Linked DNA regions of Homo sapiens: region 2 is linked to region 1. Evidence: read pairs that join two places in POLR2A ChIA-PET (ENCODE). Cell type or tissue: MCF 10A. All regions are shown on one strand.

Region 1 (5,000 bases):
CTGGCCGTTCTCCACCAGCGACACCAGCACCGTGGCCGTGGACGTCAGCGCGGGCTCACCGTGGTCCTTCACCAGCACCAGCAGGCGGTGGCGCGGAGCGTCCGCCTCATCCAGGATGCGTGTCGTGCTGATCTCGCCAGTGTACAGCCCCACGTGGAACGGGATGTGCGCGCCGACCGCCGCCGGTTGCAACTCGTAGGACAGCCAAGCGTTATAGCCGGAGTCAGCGTCCACCGCGCGCACTTTCGCCACCACGTGGCCCGCACCCACCGACCGCGGTACCAACTCGCTAACTGCGCCTCCTGCGCTGCCAGCCGGAGTCGCCAGCAGTGCCGGCGCGTTGTCGTTCTCGTCCAGCACGAACACCTGCAGCGTCACGTTGCTGCCCAGAGGCGGCACGCCGGCGTCGCGCGCGCTCACCTGGAACTGCAGCAGCTCCAGCTCCTCGTGGTCTAGCGGCTGCAGCGCGTACACCTTGCCGCTCTCCGCGTGCACCGACACGTAGCTCGACAGTGCGTGCTCGCCCACCCGCCGCTCCACCAGCGAGTAGGACACCAGCGCGTTCTTCTGCGCGTCCGCGTCCCATGCCGACACCGTGAAGATGTGGCAGCCCGGCGGGTTGTTCTCCTTCACGAACACTGTGTACTCGGGCTGCGCGAACGCAGGCGCATTGTCGTTCACGTCGGCCACCTCCACGGACACTCTAGCCGTGGCCCACAGCGAAGGCGAGCCCCCATCCCGCGCAGTCACCACCAGCTCATAGGCCGACACGCTCTCGCGGTCCAGGGCGCTGTCCAGCACCAACGAGTAGTAATTCTTGTAGGTGGACACCAGCTTGAAGGGAACATGAGGTGTCAGTGAGCAGATGACCTGTCCATTGGCTCCAGAGTCACGATCCGACACGCTAATCAGGGCAATGACGGTACCCACCTGAGCATCCTCTTGCACAGGGAGCGACAGTGAAGTAACCATTACTTCAGGGACATTGTCATTCACGTCCAGAACTTCCACCAGGACCATGCTGTGACCTGCCATGGAAGGAATCCCTTTATCAATGGCGTTAACCTGAATTTCATAGGCATTATTCTCTTCAAAATCCAGTTCACCATAAATTCTAATTTCACCTGTGTCTGGATTTATTGAAAACATACATTTCTCACTCACTGGCAAAATCATTTTGATCCCATAGGAAATTTCTCCATTAAGTCCTTCGTCTGGATCGGAAGCATTTAGTTGGATCACTCTTGTGTCGTTTTGGACATTTTCAGACAACACTACTTTATAGCTGGGCTTATCAAACGCCGGACCATTGTCATTCACATCCAGGACGGTTATTTGAATCTGGACAGACCCTGTTAGTTCTGGTTTACCGCCATCGATTACCATCAGCAATAAATTGAGTTTTGGCGTTTGCTCTCTGTCCAATAACTTCCGAAGAACTAATTCAGGCAATATACTTTTATCTTTTTTTGTTTTTATTTTAAGCTCAAAATTCTCATTTAGACTTAACGCATAGGTCAAAAGAGAGTTTACGCCGATATCCGCATCAGAAGCGCCCTCTAGAGGAAAATGAGAGTCCAGAGGCGCAGATTCAGAAACAGGTACCTTTTGTTCCCTTTCTCTGAACACCGGCGGGTTGTCGTTAATGTCCTTCACCTCCACGTCCACATGGAAAACCTGCAGCGGCCTGTCCACGATCACCTCCAGGTGGATACTGCACTCCGCGCTCCGCCCGCACAGCTTCTCGCGGTCGATCCGAGAATTCACAAACAAAATGCCATTCTGCAGATTTACCTCCAGAAGGTCCCCGTGTCTTTTGGACGCCACCCGGAACAGGCGCGGCACCAGCTCCGCCAGCTCCAGCCCCAGGTCCTGAGCGATGCGGCCCACGAAGGTGCCGTGTTTGGCCTCCTCGTAGACGGAGTAGTGGAGCTGGCCGCTCCCCACCTCCCAGGCTGCAAGGAGCAGAAGCGAGAGCAGCAGACGCTGGGATCCCGGGCCTCTTGGTCCGATAATCACCATTGCAGAAAATGAGGGCCTCTGAGTTGGGACAATCAGTTTTAAGGGATCGCTTGCCTGAGGTATTTTATGAGCAGTCACCCTTTTCTGTAAGTACATATTTAGTAAATTTTTTCCAGCATCACAGTCATTATGGAGTCGATCCTATTCCGTGAATGATTGGAATGTGGGTGCGGAGAAAAAAATTTTCCTGTTTCACCTTCTGAGTGTAGAGCGACATCATGTGACTGATTATGTAAGTACAAGAAAGATCCTGAGGTTCTTTTCGGTTTAGCCACTTCCTGGGTCACTCTTAATTCTAATGTTTCGACTTTGGGTTATTTTTCACGGATCATTTATAAATGCGGGTTTAGTTAATATACATGATATTAGTAACAAAACATCAACAATTTTATTACGCTGTAGCTTAAAAATGTTTTCTGCTTCAAAGTAGAAATCTTTCAAATACAGTAGGCCAGAACCTACACTTTATCATGGAAAATGATATACAGAATAATATACAGCACCCCTCCCCTTATATAGCTTACAATTCCGCTGTTTCAATAACTTTTAACCTTCACAAGCACTCCATCGTAAGATTTTAGAGAAAGTTAGGAATTTGTATTTAACAAAGGATAAGAAACTAAAATATGTCTAATACCAAACAATATTTCATTTATATAAATTGTCTTATTCATAAATCTGATGAAAGTTAGAATTCATCATAAATATGGAGAGCGTTATTGTTTGGTTCCTTGATGCTTGAATGTGATAACTTTTCACATAACTGCTCTCATTTCCATAACATGTTAAAACAAATCTCAGGAATAGATTCTGGAAAGTTTTACTCTAGCAAAAGTAAAGCACTTTAATGTAAAATGTTTAGTTGAAGCCTCCAAATTTCACACTATCCCAAAGCAACAATGGAGCACTAAAATGCGAAAGATCTCTTAAAGGGTTTTGGAGCCTAATCTCATTGACTAAAGTCAAGAGAATGTGAACTTGATATCAACCTTTTGCTTTTTCTCTAAATCTTCCCCTACAGGTCATTTAGTAGTTAGGACATGCTTCTCTTCAGAAAATCAGAATGGTGACTGTTATGCAAGGGGGCATCAAAAGACCTTTCATGAGTTTATTCATTAATTCAAGATCAGCTTTAAGAGAAAAAAACAGATAAGATCCTACAACTCATTGTGAACAAGTACACATAGATTTTGTAAGTCTATTAATACTCAAGTCAAAATCTTTAAACCAATAATTTGTTGCCATTCATTCCTACTGCATATAATAATAAAGGCAACTGAAATATGACACCTTTACAACACCAGGAAAGAGTAACCAAGAATGGCTCTACAAGTATAAGATAACTTAAATAAACTATAAAACGTTAAGTAATTAAAAACATATTTGAATTTTGATGTCATCAGGCTAATTATTTAAATTGTCTAATATCATCACCAAGTTTCTTTCCTATTTTTCATTTTCAAAAGTGGTCAATGTACCATACATGCTAAGGAACTTTAATTTTAAAAAATAGGCTGGGCTCAGTGACTTACACCTGTAATCCCAGCACTTTGGGAGGCTGAGGCAGGCAGATCACCTGAGGTCAGGAGTTCAAGACCAGCCTGGCCAACATGGTGAAAACCCATCTCTACTAAAAATACAAAAATTAGCCAGGAGTGGTGGTGCATGCCTGTAGTCCCAGCTTCTCGGAAAGCTGAGGCAGGAGAATTGCTTGAACATGGGAGGTGGAGATTGCAGTGAGCTGAGATTGCGCCACTGCACACCAGCCTGGGTGATAGAGCAAGACTCTATCTCAAAAAGAAACAAATAATAATAGTGTGTTATGTAGTTCTCACATACTCTTTGACCTAAACAAATTGTTAAGCCAATAGGAACATCTAAGTTTAGCTTAATACTTAAACAACCAAACTAGAAAATAAATTGAAATTATAATTTTATACCATAGAATGCAATCTTGGCATTAAGTATAAAAGACACAACTTTGCAGAAATCAGTCCAAGTAATTTGAATTATCTAAAATGCAAATTTGTTATTTATGTGATATAAAATAATAATTTACAAAATTTTAACCTGTACTGAAAACATTCCCAAGTCTTTAAAAGATCTTCAGTTATTCCAAAAATTTCATCTGGAGATGAGTAATGTATGCCCTATCTAATATTCACCTTTATTATATTTATAAAGTTTCATAAGTGGTATGATGGTTTAATCACTTTTGAGTCTGAAATATTTTATATTTTTATATTGTTGCCTTCTCTTTAATACTTAAAGAATGTTTTTAGCCAATGAATATTATGATACAAAAGCTCTCGATCTAAAGTCTATGAATAGGCTTCAGCATAGACTCTTTGAATATTGTGCCAAATGGTATGTTATGCCTCTATACGGGGGGGAAATAGCTAGATATGATTCTCAAGAAAGTCTGTAATACCACCACTCTACGTGTAGTAAGAATAACTAAATATGAAGAATGACTCAGAAGTAAATGATCTTTGCTCAAATCTTCAGATGGGATGATACTACGTGGAAAGAAAATTTCAAAAACATTAGAGATAAGGCATTACAAGATAGAGCAGTTACAAAGTGAGATGAATGAAACTGATAATTGTCAGTAGGTACTCACATTAATATATTTAATTTTTTCTCTGCTAGATGAATCTGAAAAACTTATGGAAGAATGCCAACTAGCATATATTATAGATAATATAGCCCTATATGCATGTCTTTAGCAAGTTTAGATAATTTGAATAATTTTATTTACCTAGTTTCCTTTGGAATCATAAATCATGCCATTTTGTTTGAGTATCCAATAGTTGACAAATCTCTTGCCTTTTCATGGAACAAAATCAAGAACAGGCAAAAAAAATTATTTTTTCAGATGGGGGTCTCACGATGATAGGTCACTGCAGCCCTGAACCCCTGGGTTCAGGGGATCCTCTCATGTCAGCCTCCCAAGAAACTGGGACTACAGGCATGCA
Region 2 (5,000 bases), 75 kb before region 1:
CCATCCCTCACACGAGTGTGCCCTGGATGTGAGACATGGAGTCAATGAAGATTATTTGGAGCTTTAAGATTTAATAACTGCCCTACTGGATTTCGGACTTGCATGGGGCCTATAATTCTTTCTTTTGGCTGGTTTTTCCCTTTTGGAACAGGAGTATTTACCCAATGCCTGTACCCGCACTGTATCTTGGGAGTAACTAACTTGTTTTTTATTTTACAGGCTCATAGGCAGAAGAGAGTTGCCTTGTCTCAGATGAGACTTTGGACTTTGGACTTTTGGCTTAATGCTGGAATGAGTTCAGACTTTGAGGGACCATTGGGAAGGGATAATTGTATTTTGCAATGTAAGAACGTCATGAGATTTCGCGGAGGGTGAGGGCAGTGGCAGAATGACATGGTTTGGATCTGTGTCCCCGCCCAAAGCTCATGTCACATTGTAATCCCCAATTTTGTAGGCAGGCCCTGGTGGGAGGTGATTAGATCATGGGGCAGGTTTCCCCCTTGGTGCTATTCTCATAACAGTGAGAGAGATCTCGTGAAATCTGGTTGTTTAAAAGTGCGTAGCACTTCCCCCCGTCCCTTGCTCCTGCACCGGCCATGTAAGATGAGCCGCTTTCCTTTTGCCTTCCACCATGATTCTTGAAGGCTCCCCAGAAGCCAAGCAGATGGCCGGCATCATGCTTCCTACAGCCTGTGGAACTGTGAGCCAATTAAACCTCTTTTCTTTATAAATTACCGAGTCTTGGGTGTTTCTTTATAACAGTGCAATAATGGACTAACACAAACAGAATGATGAATCTCAAGAATAACACATTAATAATATCAAGATATAATCCAAAATTACCTAACATAGAATACCAGAAAAATGTGATGCATTCCTAAAGGTAAAGACCATCAAGAATCCAAACCTGAGATGACACAGATGTGGGAATTAGCGGACAATGACTTTAAAGTAGCTACTATAACTATATTCAATAAGATAAAGGAAAACTTATTGGTAAGGAATGAAAATAAAGGAAATCTTATCAGAAAAAAAGGAAAATATAAGAAAGCCAATGGAAATTTTAGCAATAAAAATATAATATTTGAAATTAAAACTCACTGCCTGATCTTGGGAAAAATGGAGCTAAAAGAGGCAAAAGTCAATGAATCTGAAAATAGATCAATAGAAATGATCCAATCTGAAGAAAAGAAAAAGAACTGAAATAAAATAAAAATAAAATAAATCTCAGAGACCTATTGAACAATATAGAATATACAAGAATATGAAAGAAATGTATAGTCTTAAAGGACCAAACTTTAACCCTACTATGGTAAAACCAGACAATATTTAAAAAGTACCATATGTATGTAATTGGAGTCCAGAAAGGATAGAGAGAAATTAGGATTAAAAAATTTAAGGATATAAGGAACAAAAATTTGTCAAATTTGGTTAACAATATACATGTACATGTTTGATAAACTCAGCCAACCATAAACAGGATAAAAATAAAGAAAAGCATAAATAAGCACATCATAGTCAAACTTCTAAACCAAAGGTAAGTAGAAAACCTTAAAATAAGTGTCCCCCCAGCCATGCAAGAGCAACAAAAACAATCATATCGCACACAGGGAATAATGACTTAAATGACTACACACTTCTCATCAGAAACTATGAGCATTAGAAGACAGTAGAATAACATTTTTTTTAAGTGGAAGAAAATAAAATCTGTCAATCCCCCAGAATTCTATATCATTCAAATGGAAGATAAATAGATCTTCAGATAAAGGAAAACTAAGATAAATCACTGCAGCATATATGCATTACAAAAACTGCTAAGTAAAGTTTTTCAGGTTGAAGCAAAAAGACATTATGGATAAACTCAGCTCTTTAGGAACAAATTAATGGCACTAGAAATGGTAAATGACTAGGTAAACAGAAATGACTATTTTTTTCCTTCTTAATTCTCTAAAGTACATAATAACTGCTTAAACAAAAATTATAACTGTGTCTTGTGGGTTTTGTATTGTATGAGATTTAATACAAATGAAAACTATAGCATAAGCAATGGCACAGGAAGAGCTAAATAGTCTTATATGGTTGTAACTTTTCTATATTTTATGAAGGTTGTACACTATTAAGTGGACTGAGAAAAGTTAAGTATGTATGCTGTAATCCTTACAGCAACCACTAAAAAATGCAAATTAAAAAAAATCTAAAAATAGTTATATCTAAAAATTAAAAGAGATTCTGAGGAATACCCAAATAATTCAAAAGACAACAGATAAGCGGAAACAGAAGAACAAAATCAGAGGGGACAAATAGAAAGCAAATAATGTATTGAAGGACACAAATCTAAACATATCAAATATTACACTAATGTGAATGGGCTAAGCACTTCAGTTAAAAAGCAGATATTATCAAAATGGGTAAAACAGCAAGATCCAACAATACGCTTCAACAAGGGCATACTTTAAAGAAACAAAAGTAAAATGAACAAAAAGCAATATGCCATGAAAACAGAAAACATGAGACTAGAATGGCCACATTAATATCACACAAAAGCTACTACAAGAAAAAAAGTATGACCAGCAACAAATCGATATTTTATGAAGATAAAAGGATCAATAAATCAGGAAATTATAATAATCATCAATGTGTGTGCCTAATAACAGGGCTTCAAATTACATGAAGCAAAAATGGGCACAAAGAGATAAACACAATGATGATAGGTGATTTTTAACACTGCTCTCTGAGCAATTGATAGGACAACTAGACAAAAAAATAAAGACACAGAAAATCTGGATAACAATAATTTATATTTATAAATCATTACACCCAACAATTACAGAATATACATTCTTTTCAAGTGCACGTGATATGTTCATCAAGATAGACTGTTGCTGGGCCACAGAACAAGTCTAAACAGATTTTTAAAAGACTGAAATCATGCAGAGTATGTTCTCTGACCAAAAGAGAATTAGATTAGAAATCAAAAGCAACAAGATAGCTAGGAAAACCAAAAATATTTGTAAACTTGATCACACTCCTAAGTAATAAATGGGTGAAAGAGTTAAATCATAATGGAAATTAGAACATACTTTTAAATGAATAAAAATAAAAACATCACATATAAAAATTAGTAAAATGCAAATAAAGCAGTTCATACTAATAAATTCGTGGCTTTAATTTTTTTATATTAGAAGAAATGTCAGTTACCTAATCAGTTACCTAAGAATCCACTTAAAATCTAAAAGAGAGCAAAGTAAACCCGAAGTAATATAAGAAGGCAAATAATACAGACAAAAGCAGAAATTAATGAAATAGAAACCAAACAATAGAAAATATATCAACAAAGCCAAAAGCTGGCTATTCGAAAAAAATCAGCAAAATTGATAAATTCTCAGCTAGACTTATTGATAAAAAAGAGGATAGAACACAAATCACCAATATCAAAAATGAAAAAGATGTTATCACTACAGATTATACAGACGTTAAAAGATGAGAGAATATTATTAACAACTTTGTGCCAAAAATATGATAAATTGAATGAAACTGACAAATCCTTTAAAAAATACAACTTAACAAAATTGACAGAGCATGAAATAAAATATAAATAGTGTTAACATTTTTAATAGAAAGTCTATGAAAGAAATTGAATTTATTATCAGAAACTTTCCCTAAAAGAAAATCCCTGGCACAGAATGTTTCACTGAAGGAAGAAATAACACCAATATTACACAACCTTTCAGAAAATAGAGGAAGGAACACCTCCTAAGTCATTTTATTAGGTTAGAAATACTAAAACCTAATGAAAACATTACCCCTCAAGAAGAAAAGATATTCTTTACAAAATTATTTACAGATATTCTACATGAACACAGATGTAAAAATATTTACTAAAATACAAGTTAAATCTAACAATGTTTGAAAAGATAATATATCATGACTAAGTGGGATTTACCCTAGGAATGGAAGGTTTTTTCCAACATTCAAAAATCAATTAGTGTAATCCAACATATTAGTAAAACGAAGAAAAATCATATGCTCATATCAATAGATTAAAAGAAAATTGATGAAATTCAACAATGAATCATGATAAAACTCTGAGCAAACCAGAAAGGGTACTTCCTAAATTTAATAAAGTATTTGGGAAAAACCTATGAGTAGCACATACTTAATTGTAAAATATGGAACACTTTTCTCATAAGATCAGGGTTAAGGCAAGAATGTCTGCTCTCACCACTTCTGTTTATATTGTCCTGGAAGTCCTAGCCATTATAATGACAAAATAAATAAACAAATATTAATATTGGAAAGGAAGAAATAGTCTCTGCAAATTAAAAGTCTGTTTAAAATCCATTTACAATAGAATTTTTTAAACCATAAAATACATAAGAATAGGTATTACAAAAAACTTTTGAAACCTCAATACTTAAAACTACAGAACATGCTGAGACAATTTTTTAAAGACCCAAGTAAATGGAGGTATATATGTTCATACGATCTGATGACTCAATATTGTTAAGATACCAAATCTTCCCTAAATTGATCTAAATGTTAAAAACATTCCCAATATAAATCCCAGCGGAATTCTTTGTAGAAATTGAAAAGTTGATTCTAAAATTTATATGAAAATTTAAATGACCTATAATAGCCAAAACAATGTTTACAAGTAGAACAAGGTTGGAGGATTTCACAGCTGATTTTCAAATTTATAAAGCTACAATATCAAGACAGTCTACTTTTAGTGAAAGGATAAACATATAGATCAAAGGAGTGAAATAGAGTCCAGAATTAAGCCCACACATTTATGGTCAACCGACTTTTTACAAAGATGTCAAGATAATGCAATAAAAAGAAAAAGTATTTTCAACAAATGGTACATTGGATTATCTTATTTTTTTTTCCTGTCATAAATGACAGGATTTTCTTTTTTTAAGGCTGTGTAGTATACCATGAATATATACCACATTTTCTACCCCGTGGAAGTAACTATACATTTTACTATTTTTATTATT

What was found. ChIA-PET counts read pairs that join two places held together with the same protein. Peaks named below come from ENCODE experiments on the same cell type or tissue, not always from the same donor. Only the 100,000 strongest peaks of a DNase experiment are listed, where the experiment ranks them.
Region 2: POLR2A ChIA-PET joins it to region 1 with 13 read pairs; 2 of 35 experiments call an interaction of 5 or more read pairs at or near these places.

Annotation. Positions count from the first base shown.
Region 1 is chr5:140,872,495-140,877,494 of GRCh38, reverse strand. The region is part of intron 1 of PCDHA1 (protocadherin alpha 1); the gene reads right to left. All of the region lies in intron 1 of PCDHA2 (protocadherin alpha 2), which reads right to left. All of the region lies in intron 1 of PCDHA3 (protocadherin alpha 3), which reads right to left. All of the region lies in intron 1 of PCDHA4 (protocadherin alpha 4), which reads right to left. It also overlaps PCDHA5, PCDHA6, PCDHA7, PCDHA8, PCDHA9 and PCDHA10, and 4 more genes. In MCF 10A, CTCF peaks have their summits at 1,561 (motif pointing left) and 2,236; DNase peaks (open chromatin) are centred at 1,574 and 2,204.
Region 2 is chr5:140,947,118-140,952,117 of GRCh38, reverse strand. The region is part of intron 1 of PCDHA1 (protocadherin alpha 1); the gene reads right to left. All of the region lies in intron 1 of PCDHA2 (protocadherin alpha 2), which reads right to left. All of the region lies in intron 1 of PCDHA3 (protocadherin alpha 3), which reads right to left. All of the region lies in intron 1 of PCDHA4 (protocadherin alpha 4), which reads right to left. It also overlaps PCDHA5, PCDHA6, PCDHA7, PCDHA8, PCDHA9 and PCDHA10, and 5 more genes. Among named protein-coding and RNA genes, the nearest start is that of PCDHAC2, 17 kb to the left of the region's middle. In MCF 10A, no CTCF peak of the experiment used is centred here; no DNase peak of the experiment used is centred here.